7 separate regions of the Mus musculus genome follow, and all the other regions are linked to region 2. A link is a loop called in an ENCODE intact Hi-C map of the cell type or tissue named here. Cell type or tissue: left cerebral cortex. All regions are shown on one strand.

What was found. Peaks named below come from ENCODE experiments on the same cell type or tissue, not always from the same donor. Only the 100,000 strongest peaks of a DNase experiment are listed, where the experiment ranks them.
Region 1: it touches region 2 in a loop (3-fold over the local background); 18 of 42 quality-filtered maps call a loop at or near these places.
Region 3: a loop joins it to region 2, with 7 times the contacts of the local background. A loop is called at or near these places in 13 of 42 quality-filtered maps.
Region 4: a loop joins it to region 2, with 2.7 times the contacts of the local background. A loop is called at or near these places in 9 of 42 quality-filtered maps.
Region 5: a loop joins it to region 2, with 2.4 times the contacts of the local background. A loop is called at or near these places in 4 of 42 quality-filtered maps.
Region 6: it touches region 2 in a loop (8-fold over the local background); 13 of 42 quality-filtered maps call a loop at or near these places.
Region 7: it touches region 2 in a loop (2.0-fold over the local background); 18 of 42 quality-filtered maps call a loop at or near these places.

The regions. Positions count from the first base shown.
Region 1 is chr14:62,040,140-62,044,139 of GRCm38, reverse strand. No RefSeq gene overlaps it. Among named protein-coding and RNA genes, the nearest start is that of Gm35307, 7.3 kb to the right of the region's middle. In left cerebral cortex, a CTCF peak has its summit at 1,628 (motif pointing right); DNase peaks (open chromatin) are centred at 1,275 and 1,625.
Region 2 is chr14:61,649,189-61,653,188 of GRCm38, reverse strand. The region is part of intron 1 of Dleu2 (deleted in lymphocytic leukemia, 2); the gene reads left to right. Among named protein-coding and RNA genes, the nearest start is that of Mir15a, 19 kb to the right of the region's middle. In left cerebral cortex, a CTCF peak has its summit at 2,437 (motif pointing left); a DNase peak (open chromatin) is centred at 2,435; H3K4me3 peaks cover 370 bases; H3K27ac peaks cover 1,133 bases.
Region 3 is chr14:62,250,414-62,254,413 of GRCm38, reverse strand. No RefSeq gene overlaps it. Among named protein-coding and RNA genes, the nearest start is that of Dleu7, 41 kb to the left of the region's middle. In left cerebral cortex, CTCF peaks have their summits at 2,004 and 2,208 (motif pointing right); a DNase peak (open chromatin) is centred at 2,229.
Region 4 is chr14:61,554,957-61,558,956 of GRCm38, reverse strand. Spryd7 (SPRY domain containing 7) reads left to right here and starts at 2,071. Exons shown (of 5, transcript NM_025697.4): 1 at 2,071-2,436. The coding sequence starts at 2,331. It also overlaps the pseudogene Gm4118. In left cerebral cortex, CTCF peaks have their summits at 2,010 and 2,692; DNase peaks (open chromatin) are centred at 1,307 and 2,022; H3K4me3 peaks cover 2,340 bases; H3K27ac peaks cover 1,464 bases.
Region 5 is chr14:62,332,589-62,336,588 of GRCm38, reverse strand. All of the region lies in intron 1 of Rnaseh2b (ribonuclease H2, subunit B), which reads right to left. Among named protein-coding and RNA genes, the nearest start is that of Rnaseh2b, 2.5 kb to the right of the region's middle. In left cerebral cortex, a CTCF peak has its summit at 2,497 (motif pointing right); no DNase peak of the experiment used is centred here; H3K4me3 peaks cover 288 bases; H3K27ac peaks cover 286 bases.
Region 6 is chr14:62,455,960-62,459,959 of GRCm38, reverse strand. It overlaps Gucy1b2 (guanylate cyclase 1, soluble, beta 2), which reads left to right and starts at 3,671. Exons shown (of 17, transcript NM_172810.3): 1 at 3,671-3,884. The coding sequence starts at 3,762. Gm41172 (a long non-coding RNA gene) reads right to left here and starts at 3,493. Exons shown (of 3, transcript XR_874685.1): 1 at 3,403-3,493; 2 at 2,254-2,332; 3 at 780-962. In left cerebral cortex, CTCF peaks have their summits at 184 and 2,320 (motif pointing right); DNase peaks (open chromatin) are centred at 2,337, 2,857, 3,557, 3,800 and 1 more place; H3K4me3 peaks cover 1,647 bases.
Region 7 is chr14:62,032,507-62,036,506 of GRCm38, reverse strand. It overlaps Gm35307 (a long non-coding RNA gene), which reads right to left and starts at 1,640. Exons shown (of 3, transcript XR_383481.2): 1 at 1,551-1,640. In left cerebral cortex, no CTCF peak of the experiment used is centred here; a DNase peak (open chromatin) is centred at 1,607.

The DNA.
Region 1 (4,000 bases), 390 kb before region 2:
CATTTAATAAGAACTTAGAAATAGATTTAACATGGTAACTTATATACAAGGAAATTGCAAAACACCACTCAGAGAAAGAGCATAAATAATGTTAGCTTGTCTGTCCTCACAGACTTGGGATTCCATGTTATAACTCTGTGTCCATAGATCCTTCCTTGTTCTTTTACCAAAATCTCAGCTGCCTTTTCACATAAAAGTTTCAGACAGTCCAAAGGTTGAGTTGGAAATTTGCCAGTCATTTTGGTCACCAGATAGGATTGAGATGCAGAATGCACGCACTTATTTTTAATAAAGAGATGGAGGCAATTCAGTAAGGGCAATGCCATGCTTACAGAGAGATGGTGCTGAAAGAGTAGAACATACTTGAAGGTGAGACTCCCTCTCACCATGGTCAAATGCTAAAATGAGATAGTCCCAGAGTGCATGTGGACCTAAAGGTAAGAACTGAAGCCATGAGATGCCGAAGGCATCACAGCTGGAAAATGTCGTGTCCTGCGACTCAGCCAATGAGTTCTTAGATGTGATACCAAAAGCATAAGCAACAAAAGAGACTGAGATATTTGGACTTGATTAATAATTAAAAGATATTTTGTTTTAAAAATATTTCAAAATAATAAAAATAATCATAGGATATTTAAAAAAATCTATAAATCACATACCTGGCAGGAGTCTAGCATTGGATATGGAGGGAAAATGACTGCAATTCAACCATAAAGAGACAAATTTCCTAATTAAAAAGAGACAGGGGGTATAAATAAACATTTCTCCAAAGAAAATGTGCAAATGGCCAAAAAGCACCTACAAGAAACCCATAGTCATTAGCAAATGCAAATCAAACCACAGAAAGATTCCACTTGATGCAGGATGATGTAGTCACTCTGGAATAGTTGGGCAGTTCCCTCTCTGGTGACTGGCAGTGAGTACGCGCTCTCCTTCAGGAGTGATAAAAAGACTTGGTTCTCCGAATGTTAAATATCGAGTAACAATATGCATTAGCATTTCACTGAAGGGAATTTAAGATGCAAGATAAAAAGTGTACGCATGAATATTCATCACAGCATTAATTAAAATAGCTAAAAGGTAAACAGAATCTAAATGCCTATTAACTAGTGAATAAATAGGCTGCAGTGATGTATTTAGACAGCGGAATATTATTCAGTGGTAAAAAGAACAAAGTTCAGCTGCAGCACGGGCGAGCCTTGAAGACTGTAAGACAGGGAGGAAAGCCAGATGCAACAGGCAGGCTCACAATCGCTCCATTTTATAGAATGTCTGAAGCTGGCAAGCTCATGCCTGAATGCCATGCACTGTTTACCAGGGGCGGGGGAGGGCTGAGGGGGACTGGTGGCTAATGGTACAGGCTTCTGCTTGGAGTGGTGAAAATGTCTCGGAATCTGACAAGCCATGGGAGTGATCCTTTCAAATAAATGATCAGTGTGCAAGAATTATATCTCCACTAATAACGACCTATCATTACAAATACGCAAATTAAAAGATCTTGCACTCAAGGTTAATGAGACATGGAGAATGCCACTAGGCCAAAGATTAGAGTCTTCCAGAAAACAAAGGGAATCACAATTAGGGACTATCAAAGCCAAGCCCTCATGTTTCCCAAGTGAACAGCAGGGGGAGCCCTCGGTAGCAGAGAGAACTGCAAAACTAATATTTATGATAATAAAGCTAATAGCTTTTGTTCATAAAAAAAACTGAAACAAAAAGCAAATAAGGTTACAAACCCCACTAACAAACTCACTATCCTGGCAACCACTTGTCGATCCATTTGTGCCAATCTCTGCATGGGTGGCACATACCCATGGGTGGACATATGCAGGCATACATGAAGAGCCCAAGCCATGTGGCTTTGAAGCCTCTTTGGTTTCATTTCATATTAACTTTATATTTCTTTAAAATTTTTGAATATCCTTGGGAGTGTAATTTTCTGCAATCTGTAACTGTACTGTAATTCTTTAAACACGTTTTGATACATTTTTAGTTATAAATAACACTACAATAAAGTGCTTGTACCAAAACCCTTAAATATCGTTTTCTTAAAAAAAAACAAACAAACAAACAAACAAACAAAAAAAACAAAACAAAACAAAAAAAACTTCCCTCAGGATAGATTCATTGCAGAGGAATTATGAGGTGAGCCTGCATTTACAACTTTAAGATTTTGGATATGTAACCATATTTCAGCCCTAAAATCTCACATTTCCTCTTGAGGTACATGAGAGTTTCCTCATTCCTGGCTCTAAACAGTTGTGTGTGTGTGTGTGTGTGTGTGTGTGTGTGTGTGTGTCTGTGTCTGTGTCTGTGTCTGTATTGTGCATTTCTGTGTGAAAATGTGTGTACATGTCCTTGTATGTGTGTCTGGGTGTATATATGCCTCTGTGTATGTCTGTGTGTGTATATGTGTCACTGTGTGTGTTTGTGTATTTGTGAACATGTCCCCATGTGTGTCTTTATATAGATACCTGTGTGTGTACATGTCCATGTGTGTCTGTGTGCATATGTTCCTGTGTGTGTGAGTGTGAACGTGTCTGTGTGTGTATCTGTGTATGTGCATGCCTATGTGTGTACATGTGTACTGTGCATGTAGCTATACATGTATATGGAGTCCAGGAAAGGGTGTTGGGTGTCCTCTGATATCACCCTTGGCATAGTCTTTTGAGGCAGGGTCGCCCCCAGCAGCCCCTGTTTCCTCAGCTTTGCAGAGCTGGGGTTACAGCCAGCATAGACTCCAACTGTTCCTAGGTCCTGGTGCAATACTGTGGTCCTCACCATTGCACCGAGAACATCTTAACCACTGAGCCTTTTGTATAGCTGCTGCTTATCTGACCCTCTACCTAAACATATAATTATTGGATTTTTCCCTACCTTTAAATTATGCCCTAATTGTATAGATGTGATCTTCTTCCCATTATATTTTAAACAAACACTGGACTTTATTTTTCAGTGCTTGTTGTCTAATTTTTCCACTTATACAATTTATTTCTTGTAAATAACAGCAATTTTTGTTTAAGATATTAATATTCTAGTTACTGATCCCTGGAAGCTCTCTAAGTGAACCATGTGTTGCCTTCAATGTTGCACTCTTCCTTTGGGTACTTTTTGCCGCATGATTTTTTTTTTAAGTTTGACATATAAATGGTTTTAATTTTGGTATAAAACTTATCTGTCTTCTTTCATAAATCTTTCCCCATTTTCTCTTAAAAACCTATTCAACATGAAGAATTGATGAAACTTCATCATAATTTTCTCTTCTCTCAGCTTTTAAATTTTAATTATTTGATTCATCAAGAATTTATTTGGGGATATGATTTGAACCCCTTTCTATCCTCAAAAAAAAAAAAAGGAATTATGCCAGCACTACTCATCAGAGTAAACTTCAGCTTCATCCAGCAGTCTGAAGTTGCTTTATTATAATAAATGTTGACATACATTTGAGTGTGCTGAGGGACTTGACTCTCTTCTATTGATTGTTGCTCTGGGACTTTTCTGTTAAAGCATTATTAAGAGCTTTTTGTCTTTTTGTTTTTGTTTTTTGCTTTAAGTCTTTATCTCTTTCTTGGTTACTTTCATTTATCCATGCTTCCAGATCAACTTCACAGTCACATTTCCATGAGAATATATCATTTTTCTTATTTTGATTAGGATAATATTGATCACACTTAGTTTGAAAAAATGAAAATTGCCAACTTATTCAATTTCGTCTTTGCTCAATTAACTACAATTTTCTTGCTATATTGAGGTGGGGGGGCTGGCATTTTTAACATTTGTGTCCATGTTTGTTGTGAATTTTTTTGGTTGTCTTTTTTTCTTGGTGGCTTTCTCTCTTTCTCACTAGTGTAGAAACTCCTTTGGCCTTGTCCAAGTGTTAGCCATGTGTAGATACTGCTTCTACTCAAAGTCCAGGAACCAAGGTGTTCTCTTAAAGGATCAGCTCATCTCCTGGGTTTTCTACGTAGACAACCCGTCGGAAACTTCTAACTTTTCTCTA
Region 2 (4,000 bases):
CTGAGGGCTGGGGATTTCATTTCTTTTATCTAGAACTTTATGTCACTATAGTTGTCTTTAAACTATATGTAATTTAAAATTAAATTTATATCCTTTACAGATTATAAGATTTGTATATAAATATTTGTGAGCATACACACACACACGCAAATATATTTTGCAGGACTGTCTCCTACAAGCTGCAAGAAGCAGATAATCCAGTACCAGTAAGCATACTGAACCTTGCTCCCTAAGATCATTTTCCACTAACATGGAAACAGCCCTCTTAAAAAGGAAAAGGCTTATTCCATGGAAAAGCAAACTTAAGTAAGAGATAAAAATGTACTATCTCATTATACAAGCAACTAAGGGAGTGCTTTTTAAAAATAAAAATGAAGTAATGTTAACAGAAGCTACAAAAGAAAGTGCTTCTACTAGTTACACATAAGACAATTTGAATATCAAAATAATTATATAGTTTAACCTTAGAGGTGAAAGGCAATGGTATATGTAACCTACCCTAAGTGATTCAGAAAAACAGTACACAAATATACAAATAAAATATGGGCAGAGTGGCTGGAGAGATGGTTCAGCACTTAAGAACACTTGTGGCTTTTGTACAGGATCTTTGTTTGGGTCCCAGCACCCACAGGTTGGCTCACAACTCCAGTTCCAGAGGATCTGATACTGTCTGTCTTCTGACCTCTAAAGGCACCAGACATAACATGATGTACATAGGCAAAATATGCACATAAAAAATCTGAATTTTGAAAAATATTTGTAGATGGACATCATAAATGAGAATAAGCAAATATAGAAGTGGAGAAACAGGAATTCAAATGTACTCATATAGATTCTGAATAGTAAGCAGGGAACCAGAAGGGCTTTGTTTACAGGAGAGTACTATAGGCTGAAACTGAAGAGGGGCTGTGGATTTGTCCAATCATCTTGCATCCATCATATAAACTATATAAGCAATTATGAATGCTGAACATAAAAGGAACTTCTGATGAGTGGGATATAATGTCCCCACAAACTGCTGTCTATTTCCAGGAATGAAAAAAGAGTAACTATACAGTGGTCACACATTGACAAGGGGATCAAAATTATGATCATCAGTGAGTAATATATGGGTGTCATGTTCTACAAGTGACACTCTGAGGGACAGGCAACAGAGTCTGTGCAGTACTGAAGGCTGAAATGCATAGTCTCCATCTAACTGTAAGGAAACATGGAGTGAACATTATTCTGAAAATGTGTGACTCTGTATCCTTCAAATACATCAAGGACTTACAAGACAAAGAGTGGAAATTTTCCAGAACAAAGGATGCTAAAAGAAATAGGACAATTAAAAGCATTCCCTGGCCGAGACAGGCACCTGTCAGGGAGGGAGGAATACTATAAAGGGCCAACCTCAAAAATTGTAACATGATGGTAAAAATGCTGTTCAAGTGTATGTTTATCAGGCTGTCAGGAAATGCACTCCCAGGAATATAGACATGAAGAGCTAGGACCCATGTTTGCCTGTGAAAAGTTCAGAAGAAAGGGGGCGGGGCACAGGCAAGTAATGTATATTTAGGGAGAAAGAGAACTTGTTTCCCTACAAGAGGCAGCAAATGATCTAATAACATTTTATAGATTTGAAACTCTAGTTGGTTTTTTAACAACAGGAACATAAAAGGGTGCTGAAAACTGGGTACAGAGGTATGCACCTTTACTTCCCGTACTGGGAAAGCAACAGGTAGATCTCTGTGAATTTGAGGTCAACCTGGTCTACATAGTGAGTTCCAAGACAACCAGAGCTATATAGAGGAGCCTGTCTAGGAGAAAACAAAAAGCAAGAACAATAGACCTAAACCTGCAAACCGCTAAGCAGTGTTTAAACAATCTGTGGTTTTCAAGTTACCATTCAAAAGGGTTTCTGATTCTGACATTGAGTCTCTCTTGAATGAGGGTGCTTTTACAGTTTTTAACTAAGTTAATATCCTGAAGTCAGTGTTCCATCAGTTGCACTTCCTATGTGAAATAGTAGGAAGGCAGGGGGTGGGGGGTGGGGGCTGAGATGTCAAGACCTGTTTTCCATAGTATCCACATTTACCGTTCGCTCGCTGGTGATTGCATTCCAGGTTTTAAATGTGGCTTGGGTCCTACAGAAGTATAGAGAGTATTGCTGTATACAGAGACTTAAACTGAGTGGGTGGAAGTGGGCAGACAGAGATGATAACGCCTTTCTAGAATACAGATGGGAATGTACACCCTGATATCCAAATACTAATTACTATCTAAAGAGTGGGATTCGTTAGTCTCATAAGGTGTGACATGTTTTGGAGTTATAAAATTCAGATTGGACATTCTTCCAAGCTTTTAAATCCTGAGTGTGATGATCTGATAGAAAAATCTTTTTTTTTTCCCTTTGAAATGTAACTCGGGAATGTGCACCCTCTTGTGGTGGAAAGATCATTTTCCCCAGTGGCTTTCTGTTGACGCACAGAGCTTTGTTACTTGAGTTTGTTTTCTCCCATTTTAATGACTCAATGAGGATTTGTGGTTTGTTAAGATTTTAAACGAATCTTAACTATATGGGACTTAAATATTCTAAATGAGATGGCCATATAAGTTTTAGTCGGAGCAAACGTAGATGGCCGAACACTATTCAGCCATGTCAGTCTTGATCTTGGTTGCTAAAGTCTCTTCTTTTCCAGTTGTACCTCACTGATGCAAACCATGGACGCCTTCTCCAGTGCACTTCCTCTTTGGTGCTTAAGTTTCATATCCATGGCTTTAACGGACATAATAACAAGATGTATCTTTTTTTTATGTTCAAAAGTTACAATTCTGCAGGGTGTGGTGGCACAAACCTGTAATCCCAGCACTCAAGAGACTGAAGCAGGATTATCAGCCTGAGCCTGGGCTACAAAATTGAGTTCTAGGCCAGCCTCAAAGCCATAAAGAAGATATTTTTTAAAGTTACAATTCATCACAAGTTGTTTTTATAATAAAAACTAGAGCAAACATAGTAATATCCCTGATTTTTAAACTGTTGGGTTCTGTTTTGAAAAGCAACATTTGATAAGGCTGGAGAGATAGCTCAGCAGTTGAGAGCACTTGTTGATTTTGCCAAGGACCCAGGCTTAGTTTTAGCATAGTTCCAGGAAATCCCTCCTCTCTTGATGTTTGAAGGCACATATAAGATGCACATACACACATGTAAACAAAACACTCACAGTCATTTTTTAAAAATCCATGAGAATCAAGTGAAACATAACCAAACACAGCCCTATAGTCATCTAGGAGCAATGGCAGTTTTTCTTTTTAAAAACTTCATCTTAATTAGCCTAGTGGAAGGGACAATGTCTTGCAAGCAAAGGATCAAAAGATGCTTTTGTAAGAAAAATTAAAATATTAACTTCATTTTTTTTGTCCTGTTATAGAGTCATTTTTAAAGGCGGTTTACCTAGCTTGCTCTCACCAGCTGCAAGACGGCAGAATTTATAATCGGAACATCAGGTTTCAATAGCCATAAAACAAAAATAATACCTACTTCATAGAGGTGTTGTGGGCAGTGAGACACCTGATCCACAAAGCGTTTGATAACAATGCGTACCACATTATCAGTACCCAGTGGCTCTTACAACTTTTTCGGGGCTTCATACAACGGGAAACCTATCTGGTGAGTCCATAATTTACTCTAGCACTATTTTTTTTTTCTTTTGGAAAAGTACCCTAGTGACGTCCAAAAGATTGTACATCTTCGGCTCCAATCCAGAACCGAAAGCTCCGTCTCCAGTTCAGAATCCAAAGGCTTGTGCATGGTGGGCTGGTCGCACACCTCGAGGTCTGGGGTGGAGGGAAACGTCGGGGTGTGACAGCCGCCCGCTGGTCGTGTGATTGAACCGTAAAATTCCTACCTCGTGAGATGGTTCTAGGCTTAGGTGTGACAGATCTGGGAGGCGCTGGCGGAGGGCGAGAGCACGACAGCGATACGCGGTTTTAAGTTCCTGAGCGGCCACCCAGGGCTCGA
Region 3 (4,000 bases), 600 kb before region 2:
AAATTAAAAGGGGTCACGTGACGTTACATGTAACTGAATGATACACTCAGAACGAAGTAGATGTCAGCAGTTGGTCTTCCTTGAGAAGCAAACCTAAACATCAGGGTAAAACTTCTTAGGAATATTATTCGAAATTATAAATATAAAACAATTTAACAAAGTTGACAAAGAATTGAAACTTGTGGTTGAAACTGTGCTACCCAGTAAAGATAACTGCAAAACAGTTGTCACTCTACAAATTCTCTAGCACTGTAGTCAGGTTAAGGGGTAATAAGGTGAAATTCATTTGAATAATATTTTGTGTTTTGCTAAACAGATCTATTTTCCGATCAACAAGTGATATGCAATACCACAACTGAACTATTTCCATTGTTTGTATAAGAAATCCAGTATGCCGTTTATATTTATTGTAAATCATAACTTGTGCCAGCCACATATTAATATAAAATATTCAAATATCCAAATATAGAAATCTGTAGGGAAAAATCTAACAATCTAATAACAAGGAAAAATGTCTAGTATTCACTAAAAGTGAGAGTTTCACGTTAATCTAGTAGAAAATAATTTCACTGCAGATTGACAGAGACCAATCCATTTTATAATAAGCTGAGCCCAGGGGTTACAGGGTGGGGGTGGGGGTCATCTTATCTGCTGGTGTCTGGGATGTAGCTCAGTGGGTGTCAGTATCTATCCAGGTGACCAGTGAACACATCTCTTACCTAGTACTTCCAAGTCTAGAAATTTTCTTATGATATGCTTGCAAATGGTTTACGTTATCAACAAATTACTGAGTTGTTATTTATTAAATAAATACTGCTTAATATTATCAATAGAGGACAGGTCAAATAGATTTCACAGCACATACAGGACAAGGTCACTATGAAACAAAAGTGAATGGGGAAATATTTGAGGTCACAAGATGAAAGATGTACATTATATTGTTATAGGGGGAAATGAACAAGAAATAGGTAAATAAAATGCAAAATTACATGTACATACACACACACACACACACACACATATATCAAATACACCTGGAAGGACCCATTTGTAATTTGTAACTTGGAGTTGTGTAAACCCTTCATTTTTTTACAGTTAGTACTCAAATATGTATTACCTATTCAGAAGTTAAAACATTTAAATATATTTTAAAAGGTGTTGGAGAAGCAAACACATATATTGCGATTATTTTATTTAATTTAAGAAAAAAAACACAGCAAATCCCGGTATTATCTTCTGTGTAAAATAACAGCTCAGCCATTGACATAAATGACGTCCTTTCCCAAACACAAACACTTCACTCAGATCAAGGGTTTGACATCTGAGAGTTGGTTTGGGCCTGAGTTTTCCTCACAGCTCTAGCATCTGCTTAATTGCCCCATCAGCCCCTCTTAATTGTCTCTGATGTTCTGTGTCTAGCGGACCAAAATGGAGAATGCTTTCCAGTGATAAGCTGTGCTAGTTGTTCTTGAGTATTGCTTGCTTGTTTTCTCTTCAGAGTTTTGCCCTGTGGCAGAGGCTGGCCATCCTCCTGTCTCAGGCTTCTGAGTGTTGAGATTACAGTGTGTGTGTGTGTGTGTGTGTGTGTGTGTGTGTGTGTGTGTGTGTACAATCTTCTTTGCTGACCTTGCCCTGAACCTCTCCGGGAAACCCTCGCTGGTTCCCAATCCCGACTGCCCCTCACAGTGGGTCCCCAGGGGCTCTGGTCACACTAGGCCTTACTTGTCTGTCTATTGACTGACAGTCAAGACACTAACTACTACAAGCTTGGCTTGGAGGTGCAATTATTAACATACTAGTTGAAAATGAAGTTGCAATGGCAACTTCATTAAATCTTGGAATTCAAGATTTAAAAAGTAACTGTAAATCAGTTGGAAGTTGAGTAGCCACCACTGGAGGAACGGAAGGATCTATACTTCTTGGATCACTGTGAATTCAACCTTGTGCTTCCAAAATTGCTGTAAGGACAATGAAGCCACATGAAGTCTGAACCATTACAAGAAGGTATCAGAATTTAATGCTCGATCAGAGTTTTCCAGAAACTACATATGCATCCACTGGGAGATGGATTAATAGTCATTCTAAATTTCAATCCACAGTGCATTGATTAATCCCACCCCCACCCCAACCCTGCTCTGTGGACTCTGCCCACCTTATATGGCTGAAGTCGAGTAAAAGGGATGAGATGTTTCCGTACCAACCAGAAGAGGGCAGTGTTGAGTCACCGATCTCATTTGAACTAATCATGTCAGCAGGGCAGCACACAGCCTTCTATCTCCTTCCCCATAAAACAAGACAGAAAAGGGCTACACAAAGTTGGAAAATACAGGCTTATAGACACAATGCTGAAGGTTGACATGCTGGAATGATGTAAGATTGGGAGTGGGAGCAGGTGGATGGATGGGGAAAAGATGCTGTATAAAGTGGGGGCTACCTGGTCTCTGCTGAACAAGCTGATCTCGTTAGCTGTGGGGTTTTAATATTTGTTTTCTATCTATCTATCTATCTATCTATCTATCTATCTATCTATCTATCTATCTATCTATCCAAATAACTATCTTTTACCTACTTACCTACCTACCTATTTATTTAGTGGTGTGTGTGTGTGTATGTGTGTGTGTGTGTATACACGCACATGTACATGTGCCTGAGTGTGGAAGTCAAAAGACAGCAATAAGTGCTTACTTTCCCTCCTGTGAGCTGAAGGAGTTGAGAGGGGTTGGATGCAAATCATGAGGCTTAGTGACAAGCACCTTTACCCACAGAGCCATCTGGCTGGCCCAGGGATGGGAATTTTAAAAAGCAAGGGTAAAAGGGTCTTCTTGCAAGTGATATGTATCTCAGGGAACAAATATTTGATGGTTTCTCTTGGTTGCCAACTTGACTACATCTGTAATTAACCCAAACTCAAGCTACTAGGTGAAGGATGTATTTGATTGGATCATTCGAAGTGGGAGGACCCAACCTTAAATCTGGGCCACACCTTCTGCTGGTAGCCTGTACAGAGGACTTGGAAGAAGAAAGTTCTTGTTGTTTGCATCCTTGCTCTCACTTTTGCTGGCAAGTTCAACCCTTCACTGGCATTAGAACCTACTTCTTCAGTGTTCTGGTGGATATTAAAGACCATCTGTGCCGTCCCGCCTCATGGACAGAACAACCATTGGACTCTTGGGCTTTCTCTTAGGAGACAACCATTGTTGGAACAGCCAGACCCCAGCCTATAAGTCACTCTAACAAATCCCATATCTATCTATCTATCTATCTATCTATCTATCTATCTATCTATCTATCTATCTATCTTATTTGATCAATTGTATCTTATTGTTTCTCTAGAGAACCCTCCCTAATACAGAATTCTTATTTCTAGAAAGTTGTAGTGCCTCCCCAAACATTCATGTTAAATTGAGTCACCCCCACGGTTTAGCTTGCTAGCAATCATTTCCTAAGCCTTTTCCCTGCTAACCTCACACAGGTAGGGAGTTGCAGGGCCCCAGGCTGCTTGCTGCAGAATTATCTATCAGGTTATTAGGAGAATCTCAGGCAGTAGGAAACAAAGAGTTATCAATACCATTGATGGCTCTCTCCTCACCTCCTCAAGAACCACACGCCCACTTTCCATAATGCAAGGATGTGAGAGTACAAAGAACCGAGTGGAGTGTTTTCCAAACTAAACGCTTAAGGCTCTGGGTGGTTTATTCAGCCTGGCTGCTTTACTGTCCACTGCTGAAGCGCTTCGTTTGCAGGAGATGCACAGTGTGTTTGCCCTGCTTGAAAGATTCTGCTAGTGGCTATGTTCTTCATGCTCAATGCCCTTTCTTCACCCAAGGACAGTTTAAGAAGAGTAGGTTGCAATTAGTACATTAAAATTACACGTAATGGGAAGGGACCCATAGTCCAGAGTGTCTAATCTCTTTGGTTGGTTGGTTTGTTTGTTTGTTTGTTTGTTTTTCCTCATTTTTTCCTAATCTCTTTTGAAAGCAAGGAAACTTTCCAACAGCAA
Region 4 (4,000 bases), 94 kb after region 2:
TTTTTTTCTCAGTTGCTAATACTACGCCATTTGCAGCTTTAATTCCCACTGAAGGGGCCCCTCCAGCTACTGCAGCCAAAGCATATTCAATCTGGACAAGCTTGCTAGATGGGCTGAATGTAGTGTAGTCAGCAAGAAGCTGTAACTGCGCTCTGCCATCTTTACCTGGAAAGTCGGACATAAAACAAATTTTATTTACATATGTTATAGCAGATTAGCTAATGTGAAGACTAATGAAACATGCAAAAAAAAATGAAGCACAAATTTGCATTTTTTAACCGAATATTTTTAGAGGGTTGTAACCTTAATTTTAAGTTTAAACTTTAAAATCTGAGATGCTAAAAGATGTGGTGAAGCAAATAAAGGGCTGGAGTTGGACCCCTGGGGTTTGTATCATACTTTGTATATTTTCTACCTTTGTGAAATTGCACAGTCATTTAACCTATTTCTTCATCTATAAAGTAGGGACAGTATTGAGCTTGAAATGTTGCAAAAAGTCTATCGTGTGGTGTGTGTGTGTGTGAGAGAGAGAGAGAGTGAGAGAGAGAGAAAGAGAGGATTATCAAGAGTACTTCAATAGATATAGAGGCAGTGAGGGAGAGGGGATAGTCTGAAATTATTTTAGCAATTACTTTGGGTATTAATTCTGTAATAACTAAGTCTCAAAGTAAAAAAAAGCCTTGGATATCTCCCTTAGTATCATAATATTTATTTATGTATTTGTTTATATTTTATGTGCATTGGTGTTTGAGGATGTCAGATCCCCTGGAACTGGAGTTGCAGACAGTTGTTGTGAGCTGCCATGTGGTTGCTGGGCATTGAACCCAGGACCTCTGGAAGAATAGCCAGTGCTCTTAACTGCTGAGCCATCTCTCCAGCCCTAAAAATATTTTTATAAATAGAAGAAACCAAAGTCTGAAATTTTTCCCTCATCCTATGGCTAAAAATCTCAATAAAGTATATTTACACTCAGGTGACTAAAAGGTTATGTATGGGAAACCATTACTAAAGAATTGGGAATTTTTGTTCAGTTTTCCAGGATTTGATGAAGACCCAGAAAACTTCCAGGGTGGGAATCTTATCTTGGAAGAGAGGTTTGAGCCAGATTCTGTTGGGACACCATGGGGTGTGAGGGATAACGACAGACAGATAACAAGTGACCCCCACTGGGGCCTTCCTTCGATATGGTAATAGGAAGCAGCAGACCCCCGTAAGAGCTGAGTTTCTCTTCACCCTCTCTCAGGGCATTCCCTTCACATTTCTAGGAACCATTGGTGCACCAGAAAGCTGAGTAAGACTGTCTGATCGGAAAGCAAGCCTGAAGACCTGAGTTCGATTCCCGGATCTCCAAGGTAGGGGGAAGAAAACCTATTTCTGAGAGTTGTCTTCAGACCTTGCCGTGGCACGAGAGCGCCTGAACGCACGTCCTGAGCACGAATATACAATAATGACTTTTTAAAAAGTCGTCTTTCGGCCCTGTCCCGACCCCTTCCCGTAGTCCCCTCATAAGGGTGACTGCTTGCAAGTCCTGGGTCCACGCAGCAATCAACCCAATGATAAACGCCGGTGCATGGAAAATGCGAAGAGCCTCGCCGCACACCCAAAGACCGGGTCCTCGGAGTCTGCGTGGCAGGATGCGGAGAGCCGGAGAGTTCCGACGGAAAACTCCCGGGCGTTTTATTAGCTCCATGCCCAAAGGAGGTCTGCCGATCCCTAAAAATCACTGCGGAGCCGCCCCAGGCAGCTACCAGTAGCGCGCCGACACAGCACGGAGCTACTACGGAGGCTGAGGCGGTCAGGGCTGGAGTTCCAGACCCTATAAACAGCACAGAAGGCCCTGTCAAACCAGCAACAACCACAGCCGCAGGGAATCCCGACGACTCTCAGCTCCACCATTCACCTGCCAGCCACAGGGCCTAGGGGAGGACGCCGCAGCACGCCTGCGCACGCCGCCACGCCCACCCCATGTCAGTCAGGCCACTGGCCACGCCCACTTTCAGAAACCCGGACCTTTTCCCCAACTCCGCCCTCTTCCAGGCGTCAGGCCACTGGCCCCGCCCTCTTTCAGTCAGTCAAGCCCGGGCCCCTGCTCGGCTCTCTACAGCGCCCTGCCCACCCGCCACACCCTCTTTGACTTGGGCTGGCCGCTGGCCCCGCCCACCTCCCGACACCGCCCCGCCCCTCCGGGCGGTCCTCGCTCCTTCGCCGGGGGACCTCGCCTCAGTCTCCGCTTCGCCTCCCGGCCCTGGCGTCGCTGTGCGGGCTGCGAGGCTCCCGCGACCCAGAAGCACTCGGGCGCGGGCGGAGCGGTGGGGCTGTGTAGCTACGCCATGGCCGCGTCGGCGTGGTGCTGCCTGCGCTGCTGCAGGGACGGCGGGACTGGCCACATTCCTCTCAAGGAGATGCCGGCCGTACAGTTGGACACGCAGCACATGGGTAAGGGCCTCCCGACTGGACCCAACCGCCCACCGAGGGCCGAGGGAAATGGGGCGGGGACCACGTGACCACGCAGCCCCCTGTGGCCTCTCTGGCCTCGGTCATCGGGCATGGGCTGTGCCAGCCTCCCAGGGCTGAATCTCTCAGAGAGGAGTCAGGTGTTCCCAGGTGAGGAAGCGGGGGCGCTCGCCCGCCCGCCCGCCATCAGTGCCCGGGTGTCGAGTGTCACCTAGTGTTTGCTGAGTCCTGTCTTCAGCACTATCAAATATAGGCTGAAGCTTGTTCTGGGGGAGTAATTTTCCCCTCACTTCCTGAAGCCCAAACAGGGCCGGTTGCAGAAGCCTGGAGTAGAGCCTCAGGTCGTAACAAGCCACTTCCACTAAAATCTCCATTGCTGGACACCTTAGTCACTGTTGGGAACGCTGTAATTTTATCTGACTCTCGCCATCGGGCCAAGCGATTGCAAAATAGAACAGTGCTCCTTCTCATCCATTTTTTTCCAGTTCCCAATGGCTTTATAATTAATTTAATAATAATTTCTCATCCAACATTCCCCCCCCCCTGTAGCATCTTTTTCTACATAGGATTACTTCAGTTCTTAGACCCTTTCCAAGCTTCTGGAATATTATCCAGGCAGATTTCCCAGAATAATTATTTCAGTTAGAGTGCTGTCTTTTTGTGTATTATTACAATAAACTAATGCATTTTTTGATTTCCCCAAATACCTCATTGTCTAAAAGACTGTATTTAAGTAACACAAGCATTCTTAATATCTACAACAAAACTCTTTTCTGCCCAGATAATCTACAAGTCTGGAAACATTGCCCATTATATTTTCTATTGCAGTACTATACGCAGTCGTCGTTTACTATGGTGTACAGTGCCACCACAAATTTACAGTCTCTAGTACAGAATTTCAGTACTAAATACCTTTAAGCCCCTATCCATCACTATAGACAGTGGATGTTCAGATCTTGTACTTTCTCTCAGGAAACATTTCTATTTAATTTATTCACTCAATGAATATGACTTTTAGGTGATAAGATACTGTATTAAGGGCTGAGATAAGACTGCAGGACTGTAGTGACTTTTGAGCCCATGCTGTGCTGTCTATTATGTAGAACAATCCTTATTCCTGGCCTTTTTCTTTTAGGAAGAACTAAGTGACCCATTGTATCTTTGCAGTTTCCCTTTCTCCTGTGCTATCCAGCACCCTCAGGTGCTGAGTGAAGAACCGGGATATGGTCTCTCAATTTCTTCCCTTCCGTGGAACTTTTTTCTTAACCTATTTTACAATAAATTGAAACTACCTTCAAGCTTGATGTGAGAATCACAATAAAAAGGAAGAGAAGTGTTGAGTTAGAAGAATGATTCAAATGCGGATTGGCCTTAACTTGAAAACATGGGAAACATACTGCTTGTGTTCAGCATAAAATTATACAACCTAAGGAATATATTTGGAGCCCGGCGTGGTGGTGTATGCCTTTAATCCCAGCACTCGGGAGGCAGAGGCAGGCAGATTTCTAAGTTCGAGGCTAGCCTGGTCTACAAAGTGAGTTCCAGG
Region 5 (4,000 bases), 680 kb before region 2:
ATTGCAGATAGATAAAAAGCCACCAGCATTCAGAGAAAGTAAAGGTGGGCGAGTGCACATAACTTGGCCTTGTGGGAAATAAAGTGGAACCTTGAAGCCAGAGTAGAATTGGGCACAAGAGCAAAGACAGTGTTAGGGAAAACAGCGCAAGAAGAAATGGAACTGGGGTGTTCTTTGGCCCTGCTTAAGGTGGACAGAGCGTGGAAGTTAACACGAGCCCACCAGACTGGCTCGCTCTCCCACTGTAGAAATGAGGAAGACAGACTCTGCACGAAGGCAGCAATTTGTCCAAGGACACAGCTGATAAAGCACACAAACCACACAACACACCTTCCAGGTGTCCTTCATTACAGCCAGGCCTCAGACAACACTCACTGAGCAGTTGCTTAACATCCCTGGTAAAGCTCCATGGTGTGACCACCTTTGCTGTCCCCAGGATGCTATTCAAATTCTAAGACCATGGCTTACTTTCCTTTATGAGTTTTTTACTCTGCCCTAGGGGATAAATCTGTGGGAGCCATAAGTTGTTGCTTATTGTTCCACATCTCTTGGAATGATTACTAAGAGGACAAGATTACACCAACAGATTACCCACTGCCAACTGACGGATTCCATCCATCACTCCTGAACGTGCTCCACAGTCAGAAGCAGATCCTACAGCCATCTGAGAAAGGTCAGCGGGGCCCCACCAAGAAACGCTGTATAAAGACAAAGCCAGGTTCACTCGTGTGGAAAATGTTAAATGTGAGCCATGCTGGACAACCCAGAAATGGCCTGCAGGAAATGATGAGCAATCTTCCAAGAAGCTGAGCAGACGTATTCTCAAGGCCACACATGGAGTGGCCAGGTTCTCTACTACCTGCCAAGGCAAGGGCAGCTTTCAACCTACAGGCTTGTTTCTAAACGCAAACATGTGTGCACACAAAGGGAGAAAGGCCCACTTCTATTTCTACCCTGAGTTCATGTGCCAACCCTTGGGGAAGAGGAAAAAGTCATTTGTTTCCTAGGGTCCCTGACAAAGCCTAGAGGAGCCCCTCCTTTGCCCTGTATTTCACACTTTTCTTTCTTTCTTGCCTCCAACCCCCAACAAAGATCGGTTTCTTCGGTTTTACAAAGCCATTAGTCAGAAATAATGCTAACGCAAAGGTCCTCCATCATGAAACAGGAAAACTAGCTTTCCCTTCCATAACTGATTCTTTTTTTTTAAATCTTTTTAATGAAAACATAATTCTAAAATGGGAATTCTTAGAATAGTTTTAATTCTTGCTTTGTTTTGTATTTAGATGTCATTTGTGGTCATCACGATGCCCCAGGCTGAAAAGCTACTGCCCGCGAATGGCTAGGATGGCAGGCAGGGACTCCCCAAAGGCTACCTGTCCTTTATCCTCCAAACAAACTGGCCATTACATCTGGGTTGCCTGTGGAAATGACAAACAAGGAAGCTTCCTTTGGAGCTCTGCAGTACCCAGAGGGAACTCAACAGAACTGAGGACTGGCTCTAAAGCCCAGTTCGATCTGGAAACTTCTTCACTCACGGGTGGGAGGGTGGGGTGGAGGTAGGAGTGGGTGGTGCTGATTAAGGACGTTTTTACTCAAGCTATGTGGGCCTATATACAAGAGTCCTACGTGATTTTCATCTCTCCCCCCCCCCCCGCCCCCAGAACTCTAGGGTTTTCAATGTACACATTTCCTGGGAGGTGAATCCTGTTAACAGTCTTCCCCAACAGCCGCAGGCAGTCTCCTGCCTACTCTAGTGAGCTGATGTGCTCCTGACTAACTCTCACAACTGGCCCAGCTCAGTAGACCAGACAAGTGTACAACAGATTGACAAAAGAAAACCAGTATTAAGAATATGACCTTCTGGAACCTTATAACATGTTCCCAAAGTAACTGGTCTTAGAGTAATTAAACAGCAGTGTAGCATTCCCAATTACATCGGAGGTGCAGTATGCTCATTCCAGATGCAAAGACCCATTCCACCTTGCTGCAACACCCCAGCTTGTCTGTGAAAAGGAAGCTAGCACAGTCCACTCTCTGAGTTCCAGCTTTCCTTTGTCTAGGAGGCTTCAACTTAACAAAACAAAACTGAGAAGTACCCTGTAATCAACTTTAAGATGTAACCTTCGGGACATACCAGAGGCAACTTGAATGTAAATTAAATGTCAAGCCAAGGTTAGCTGCCTGTGCCCTGAATGTATACAAGCTCTGCTCACTTTCAGAACAGTGAACCCTCAAGCAGTCAAGCCTCAGGTGCGGTTACCCAGGACCCCAGCTCCCCAGGCTGGTCCTCGATACAGCAGTTCCGGGGGGTATTAGACCAGCCAGTAACGGTGCTTGAGTCTTTACTAGAAGAGCAAGCATATTTTTGGGTCTTAGCCCAGGACAGACTAGCTCAGAACCTTCACAAATGAAGTCTCACTCCCAGGAGGCCGGTGCCCTTACATTGGAGGGCAGACCCCATAGCTGCTATCAAACGTGTTTGGACCCTTAGAGCCTGCAGGTGGCACTAAAGGCCACCTGGAAGAGCAGAAGTCAGGAAGCCCAAGTTTTAAGTTTTAGAACCCTCAACCACTATCAGCCTAATGAGTAGGTGAGAGAGCACCTTGCCTGAAGGGTAAAAAAAGGTGAGAGGACAGACACCTCAGCTTTGAACAGAAACCAGGTGGCAATGCGTCTCACCCCTCCCTCCCAGTAGATCTACTACACCTTTCTCTTTGAGGGATGCATTCAACATCGAGTCTTTTCAGTTTTGTGCTTGGTACGATTATGACACACTTTAAGAAGGAAATTAATGTCAGTGAAACAGCCAACAAAACAAAACAAAACCCCTCAAATTATTGCAAACTACTATATAGTATTAACATGTTTGATTGCAAAAAGAATGATTAGGGATCCTACTACAAAAATCAAATATACTGATGTAACAGAAGGGTGAAAGGAGGCTCTCCCCTCTCCCAGCTAAACTAAGGTGTTCAGCTAGCCTTCTGATGGCTCACCAACACCAGGAATTCTCACTAGCTGCTTTACCAAGCACTATCAGTGAGGTTACGGCTTAACTGGACTCATCATAGGCAGCTGGAGTCAGGACGAAGCCGTATCAACCACTTCAGAAAACCATTCTGCAGAACTAAAGCTAACCCAACAAGCACCCAAAAGCAGCTTCCACTCCAGGATACAGACACTCCGAAGAAATGAATGCCAATGTCCACCAACAGCCTCAAAAGAATGCTGCCAGAGGTGTAACTCCTACTAGGTGCAAACCAGGAGGAACACCTAATGCCATCCATCCTCCGGAGAGTAGTAGCATTGATATGCATACAGCAAACCAGAAGCAATTTTTAAGAACCAGCCAACAAAACCCATGGAACAGCCATGGATGGATCTGGCAGACGTGGTACGGAGGGAAGGAAGACAGATACAAAAGTCACAGGGGTCCAAGCAGGCAAAACTAATTTGATGACAGAAAGCCTGGGGTTCTCTAGAAGACGGGTGTATGAGCTGCTAGCTGGAAAGCTACTCTTCTTGGTCAGCAGCATACAGGGTTCAGTTGAGTGAGCTGCAAACCCAAAATCCATACACTTGAATGTGTTTAACTTTTTACACAGGAGAGAAGCTGTGTATCCAAAGTAAGTGTCAGGTCGTTACATAAAGATTATAAAAATTATCATCACTGGATATCTATACCCTGGTGAAATATATTTGCTGTAAAAATGCTCTGCATTTGCTAAACTAAAACTCAAAATTAAAGTGACTGGGAAGTTTCCTTCTTCACGCGTATTCTAACATCAAATGTATCATTGTAAAATGACAGAGTGTTTCTGGCTTGCATTCCCTAACCCAAATTTATTTCACTTGCCCTCCTCATATGGCAATGGCTGTCGCATGCCACCACATGCCCTGATAGCTGGTCATCATCTACAGGGACACTGAGTGGCCTGGTTCTGGGATTTTTGACTGTCACCATGTCCTGGAATTGTTTCAAACCACGCTCACATAAACC
Region 6 (4,000 bases), 810 kb before region 2:
TGAGCATCTTTGGGGGATGGGGGAGAATTCATTTTTCAACCATACGCGTCCAGTATCACAAGATGTCACCAAAGACTTGTCACAGGAAAGTCTGAGTTAGTCGCAGAAGGCTGGCTGGAGCAAGTTTTCTGACTCTACCGGTCTCCTCTCTCCTCTCGTTCTCCATGGTTAGCTTGCAGTCACACCAGTGAGCGCCACTCTCTAGCTCACCAGCAGGTGTCCTCTGGTTGTGCTCACAGCGACCTAACCTGAGTTCGTCCACTCACACACCAACACGCCCCACTTCACTTGGACCTGCAAGAGGGAGAACGTAGCCTGGGCTACTGTCCGCAGTGCTTGGAACCTCACTAATCACACCTTGTAGATGGCTTGATGGACAGTTGGTCTGAATGAACAAAGTGAAGAACTCAGATAAGGTCTGGAGACAGCAAGGGGCATCACTGTGTAAAGAGTCTGGGGAAAAGAGAGGGATTCGGGCTAAGGCTGTGTGATGGTTTGTATATCCTTGGACCAGGGAGTGGCACCATCTGGAGGTATGGCCTTGTTGGAATAGGTGTGACCTGGTTGGAATGGCTGTGTCACTGTGAGTGTGGGTATAAGATCCTCACCCTAGTTGTCTGGAAGTCAGTCTTCCACTAGCAGCCTTTGGATGAAGACGTAGAACTCTCAGCTCCTCCTGCACCATGCCTGCCTGGATGCTGCCGTGCTCCCACCTTGATGATAATGGACTGAACCTCTGAACCTGTAAGCAGCCCCAATTAAATGTTGCTTTTTATAAGACTTGCCTTGGTCATGGTGTCTGTTCACAGAAATAAAACCCTAACTAAGACAGGCTGTATTGCGCATGCTCTGTGCCGGAGGCTGTGAGGCAGGATCGAAGCAACTCAGAGCTTAAATTCATTCATGAGACGCGAATGCCGAGCAGAGTGATCAGAGATGCCCGACACGGACTGCGGTGAATCCTGGAGCAGAAGAGCAAGATGGATGTGAGAGATGAATGAAAAGCAAGCAGTTAGCATTGTGGGTGTGCTGAGGACACGTAAGGTCTTATTTATCCCAAATATGAAGCTAGTATAATCATGATACTTTACTATTGTTGTTGTTATTACAATTATTATCATTACGATCTCCTAATAGTTTAGATTATGACTTTGAACCATTATGCCTAGCTCTGTTATTTTCAATTAAAATACGTATGTGTTTATACATACATGTGTGTGTGTGTGTGCATGAGTTTATGTGGACCTTGTGTCTGCAGGTGCCTAGGGAGGCAGAGGACACCGGATCCCCCTGGAGCTGGGGATAGAAATAGTTGTGAGCCACCTAATGTAGCTGCTAGCTCTAAAACCTGGTTCCTATGCTAGGACAGTGAGTGGAGGCATCCCTCTAGCCTCTCTCCCCCTTTTATAGACAGCCTCATTATGTAGCTGATAGGTGTAGAATGCAATGCACAGAGTAGGTTGGCCTAGAACTCAGAGAGATCCTGCCTCTGCCTTAAAGATGTGGTTAAAGATGTGTGCCAACATGCCTGGCATCATTGGCCTCGCTGTCTGCCTGAGATAAGACCCAGGCTGGACTCAGACTCTCTGTTCTGTAATGATGCTGGAACGTCAGTGCACCTCACATGCACAGCTGTAACGTTCTAACTTAGAGTGCTGAGGTGATAATTAGATGATCACTGCCTGTCAGAGTGCAGGGCCCATAGTCATCATTAGCTGGTTATAATGAAGGCATATTAATTATCACCTAGGCTATTCATTTTGTCACACACTTAAAACAGTAGTGGAAGAAACTTTCTAAGAATGCTTTTCTAAGCGCTGCTGGAAGAAGAATGATTTAAGAAAATCACTTTCAGGAAGACACTGTGATGAAAATACCCCACCCCACCCCCAAAGTCACAGGCCTGTCCCCTCCCGGACCGCCACCTCCCTGTCTGTAGATGATGCTCCTGGATCTAGCTCCCGATGTAGAATCAGGTCTGAGCAGAAGCAGGAGTCCTCACAGCAGCAGCTGAGGCACAGTGGGCGTGGTCACTATTGCAGCTAACATTTTTCAGGTTTTCAAAGCATCTGCATTCAAGTGCCAACCAGTTGTTTGCAAAGTACAGTGTGACCTGTTTGCAATCAGGTCACCTGATTTCTTCTTTATCAAGTAAATCAGATTCAATTAAACTCGAAAGAGACTGAATTTGGTCTCAAATGAGCCCCTGCACATCACAATGCTTTTAGATTTATGAACATCAATCGCCCTTACCTTACTAGGATCTGTAGGTATACATAACTTTGGCCACACGATGGCGCTTCGCGTCCAACAATTCCTGGTCGGCCACCGACTGAAATTTTAAAAAGCAAGTTGAAGAGAGGATGAGGTAGAGCAGGTTCACGCCGCCTGGAGGCGAGCTGGGCTCGTGGGTGAACGTCCTCACTGTGGAAAAAGCCTATGTTTTTTCTGGCTTTCTGGATCCCAAGCGAAGGCGCTGATGCGAAATGAAAGGAGTAAGTGCCCAAGTCCCGGTCCACATGCAAATCAAAACTCCATCTTCCAGTGTACCTGATTGAGAGAGCTTTTATCTATCTATCTATCTATCTATCTATCTATCTATCTATCTACCATCTATCCATCCATCCATCCATCTCATTTATTTTTGAAAGAGTCAAGTATTATTGACTTTCCTAGAAAAGGGATATCACTTGATTCACTAAGCTGCTGCAGTGTGGCAGCTACAAGAAAACCTCTGGTTTCTCTGCACCACTGTTTTGTCTTTCGAGGGAGTTAATGGTAAGAGGACCAACTTTACAGGGTCACAGTAAGGAGGAAAGGAAATTACGTAGAATCTAATGACATTGCTCACACCCACTGGTGAAAACCCAGCAGTTTTGTGTGATTTATCCTAAACCAGGAGGAATGTGCGGGACCCAGTACTGCGCAGCGTGTGGTTAAAAGCAAATGATTTCCGTAGCTGTTGTGATGGGTCTAAAGCACGGCTGTCCGCTGTGGCTGTTTAGGGGGATGGACTGTCTTCTGGGATTGGCTCCTCTGACTTTTGCATGCTGAATTAATAACTATTGAGATAGGTCTGGAAGAAATGTGGAGCCTTTGTTTCAGACTGTATTTATCATTATCATCATTATTAATAATTATTGTTTGTTTCTGAGAACGGGTCTTACTGCCTTGAGCTCCCCATTCCCCTGCCTCAGCTGTCCTAGAGATTACAAGCACCAATCACAACGCTGCTCTCCCGACACTCTTGTTTCATTTTGTTTTGTTTTTAAAGACAGGGTCTTGCCCTGTTGCTCAGTCTACTATGGAGAACAGTTTCCCTCCCCAGTGTTCCAAATGGCAAGGCCAATAGCCAGTCCCATGGTGACTGGCTGGAAAGCCTGGCTTTTACCCCAGCCTTACCTTTAGCCCACTTATCCCCACTTAGCCACCTGTCAGTGAGATGTTAGCCACGCCAGGGGAGTCAATCAGATAGCGTACAATGCTACACAGATGCAAAGGGAAAACAGTCAGTCAAACCAGAGAAGGGTGGGACTTCTCCGCCCGCGCAGATCCTTGCCCCTGCGAGATGCCTTGTCCAGCATTGCTTCCTTAACCAATAGCTAAAGCTTATTTAAGCATGTGGTATCCTCTAAACAATGAAAGCTTGTTTCTCATCGCACAGGATGCTAAGTCTGTCTTGCTGGGTCAGCTTACATGTAATCAGAAGTGTGTGTGTGTGTGATGAGGTTGTATTTACAAACACCTGTCTAATTGAAAGGATGGTGATGTCTGAAGTGTTGTGTGCTGAGTATACGCTAAAAGTTAAAATGTCAGACACAGCAGACGGTGTGCTGTATGAGCCTCTGCGAGCGGAGTTTAGGAGCAAGCGAACCCATCTACAGGTACAGTGAGGAGCGCAGTGGGAGAGGTTGGGGGTGGCTGAATAGGGGCACCAAGGGAACTTGCTGGACAATGCAGACACTCCATTTATATCTGGGTATGAGTTATGCTAGCATAT
Region 7 (4,000 bases), 380 kb before region 2:
GGATTAAAGCCTTGGGGGACAGCAGCAAAGTCACTGAGCCCCGGGCTTCAAACCTGCATTACTAGAAAAAGGTGGCAGGGAAGACTGTCTAGCTTTTGTGTCAGAGGTCTCCACTGATGGCTTTTGAGCACCCCTGTCATTCCCTGACCTCTCCCAGGTACAGCCTGCTCCCTTGGCACTACCCCAAGTTTACACATGCAAATGAACACTCAAATGTCCTGCTAGGAGCATCCTGTGGGGCCAGACTAGTTCTCTATCATCGCTTGGATCCTAGCTCAGGATCAGCTCATGTGGAGGAATGAGGAGAGAGGTACAGATGCCAAGGAAGCACGGTGACAACAGAGAAGAGATGTGTGTTTCTCTCCCCGTCCTACAAAGTCATCAGATGTCCCCACCTAAGCATATCCATCACGATCGTTACTTGGTTGAAAAAACAAGGCAATAATACTATGAAAACTAATATTGAGCTAGAATTTGTCCACAAACCAGGTCCTGTGCTGGGTACTTGCTTTCCGCTTGCTTTTTCTCACTCTAGCAAGCTCATATTGCTACCACAACATGCCAGCGGTTGGAAACTAAGGAGTGAGTGTTTTAAAAGACTTAACACAATGATACAGACACAGTGGATGACTACAGGGATGCACAAGCCTGAAGCCTGCATCCCGAGTGAGAAGCAGTCTTCATATATGTTTAATGTCCCAACTCCTGGAAAGCACTTGGTAAGGACAAAAAAGGAGCCTTGTGTGTGAAGGTGTGCAGAGGTCTGGCTGGAAGGAGGTTTGAAGCAAAAGCTTTGCTAGCAAGGACAGGCAACTGGTGGGCTTCCCCATGGGCCACTGGGACCCTGTCTGATCCATTTGCTTTTGCAAGCATGGGCTATCATTTAAAGACATGGGCTCCCCGGGGTAGAAAACCACTTGGGGCTAGCGGCAGTGAGGCCGTTGTGTCTGTGGGAGTGGATCAGCCCACCCTGTACAAACTGGGGGTGGGGGTGGGTTTTTAGTGGGCACAGTGAGGGAAGTGGACTGAGATGTTTTTCCCAGAAACAGCAGTAAGAAAGAAGTTGGCACTCCAGTGCTATGGGGGACAAAATGGGGTGGTGGAGACATTGAAATGGTGAGCTAGTTAGTGCTGCCAGCCTCAGATGCTTGTAAAACCCAAAGAAGTGCAGCAGAATTCACTAGGGACAATAAGCAAGCAAGTCATGGTCACAATGGTAGTCTAGCATCTCAAAGCCACACAGGTCACCAAGTCCTAGCCTTTGCTACAGTGTAACACACACACACACACACATACACACACACATACACACACATACACACACATACACACACATACACACACACACATACACACACACATACACACACATACACACACATACACACACACACACATACACACACACATACACACACACACACATACACACATACACACACACACACACACATACACACACACACACACACACACACACACACACACACCCTGCTCTCTCATCCAGGTTCCCCTTTTATACCAAGACTATCCCAGCTACACACACTCACCAGGCACCTGCTGCCAAACTGGCCTCCGCAGCATAGAAGAAATGAATGGCTGGCTTTGTTTGCACAGCCTCACAGATCTCTCTCAGAAGCAGAGCCTCTCTCCAGCCCGCGGCTGTGAGCCCCAGAGCCAGGACCCCCTGTCCTAGGGCCTCTCTCTCTGCACGTGGTGTCTGATGCTGCACACACTTTCCACCCAGCATGATGTCCTGGTGTTCTGGGTCTCTTAGTGTTGGCTGCTGCTTTCTTCCAGGACCACTAATTGCTTGTGCCTGTGAGGAAATTGCTGGTTAATGTCAGCTTTAAGGTTCTTCACAGAAGACGTTGTTATTCTCCTTCTTTTCTCTTTCTCTATTTGCTTCCCTTTTCTTCCTCTCACCTGTCAGAACCTGGAATGTCAGTTTTCCTTAAGAGTGAGTTTCTTAAGGCGTGCTATGTGAGAATATACTGTTCTAGAACCTGCTTCTAGGTCATAGGGTGAACTGTGGGAAGGGCTGGGGTGCTAGTATCCAACCTCCAGCCAAGCTGATCCTGTGAACTTTAAACCAAGACCGCATGCTGGTCTCCTAGCACCGTCAGTCTACCTGTTTTAGTTAGCATTTGTTGCTGTGGCAAAACACTGGCTAAGAGCAACTTATGGTCCCCGTCCACCATCAACAGAAGTCAAGGCAGGAAAACCTGGGCCAAACAGAACAAAAGCAGAGAACAAGGGGAAAGGCTGCTTACTGCCTTAATCTCTACTTCTGGCTAGCTACCTTCCTTACGTAGATCTACTACCACTAGCATAGTAGTTTGGGCCTTCTCCATCAATTGCCAGTCAAGAAAATGCCCCACAGATAGACCCACAGGACAACCTGATGAAGACAGTTTTTCAGTTGAGCTTCCCTCTTCCCAGGGGAGTCTAGTTTGTGTTCAATTAACAAAAATTAGTCAGCACACCACCTCTAGACAGTTTTTGCCCTCTCCAGGGTGAACACTCAGAGAAACAAAACCCCACCCTGCAATGGACTCTGTCTTCAACCTGTGTCTTCACACATAGGTAGCTCCAACAATCTCACCCTCTGTCCATCATGGCAAGGCATGGTGACATGCTGAGGCACAGCATAGTATGTATAGCGTAGCAGTGAATGCTCCGGTTTCAGTGGCTGGTGGTCCCATGTCATAGAGGCTTGTTAAAAGGAGCAAGGAGAGGGCTTTGTGGATGCGTTGAGGTTGTCCATGGAAGCTACCGCCATGAGAGGCTAGTTCCAATGGCCAAAAGAACTGGGAATCAGGTTGAAACACATTTGGGCTTAGAATCAGAACACTTAGTTTTAAGACTCCCCAGCTGTACCACTGTCGTGGCTTTACGTGTCTGGGAGCTACAGCTAGCTTTCTTACTGGACAGTGAAGCTCCTAATCTTACCCTATGCACTCGAGACCTCATTCACAGCACATGAGGAAATGTATAAGACATTGCTTCATATATTGGACAGCAGTCAAAACAGGGCAGAGAAACCAAATCACAGGAAAGAGAGTGAGAGTCAGACTTTGTCATCTCTGAGATGCTGGGAAAGTGTAAGGCTCGGTAGCTCTTCCCAGGGTCCCAGCTTTCTTCTGGAATCTTCAGCCATGAGAGCAACAGGAGCAGCTCTACTCTCATTAGTGATAAAAATAGCCAATTCTAGGGTCCGCTGTGATAGAAACCAGCTTGGATTGCATGCTTGGAATCATTGCATTACTAGCCCTCAGAATGTGTGAGTAGTCCTCCTCAACTTGTTGGTGAGATAGTTGGTTGAAACCAGGCTGCTAGGAACACCTATAAGGTGCTATGAAGAAAGTAGCCAACCAATATGTGTTTCAGTTTACCCACCTGTAGAATGGGAATGACCACCTACCTCATCATGTAATGAGAACAAAATTAATAGTTAAGGCACAGGACTTTGAATACTACTTGACATATTATGGTAAGATAAATATAGCTGTTCATTCTTGTCTAAAAAAAATAACTGAATTTTTAAAAAACCTGTCTTAAATTATGGAAGGAAACGGATTCCTTTGCTGTAATGGAGAATGACAATTTGATTTGAATTCATGAAATCCAGCCACATAAAATCCAAGCCCTGGTCCCCTACCACACATTAGTGTAGAGTGTCTTCCAAGCTGAAATCAATGGTATCATGGGGCTGAATGGGACTGAAATATTGAGCATGTTCCCTTTGATTCTGGGGACACGGTGGTGATGTCTCTTCTTGCTGAGGGAGCCCGAGACTAGGTGCCAGCATGCATTACGGCAGAATCTATAGCCCTAGGCCTGAGTTAATCTCTCTGCGCTCGATTCCTGAGCCTTGCAGGTGGATGATAGTTTGACCAGAGCTGTCACCCAGAGTAGAGCACAGAGCTGACACAGAAATCTTACAACTTGATATTCTGCAGCTTTGAGAAATTACGTACATTTATTTCATTTTCATTTA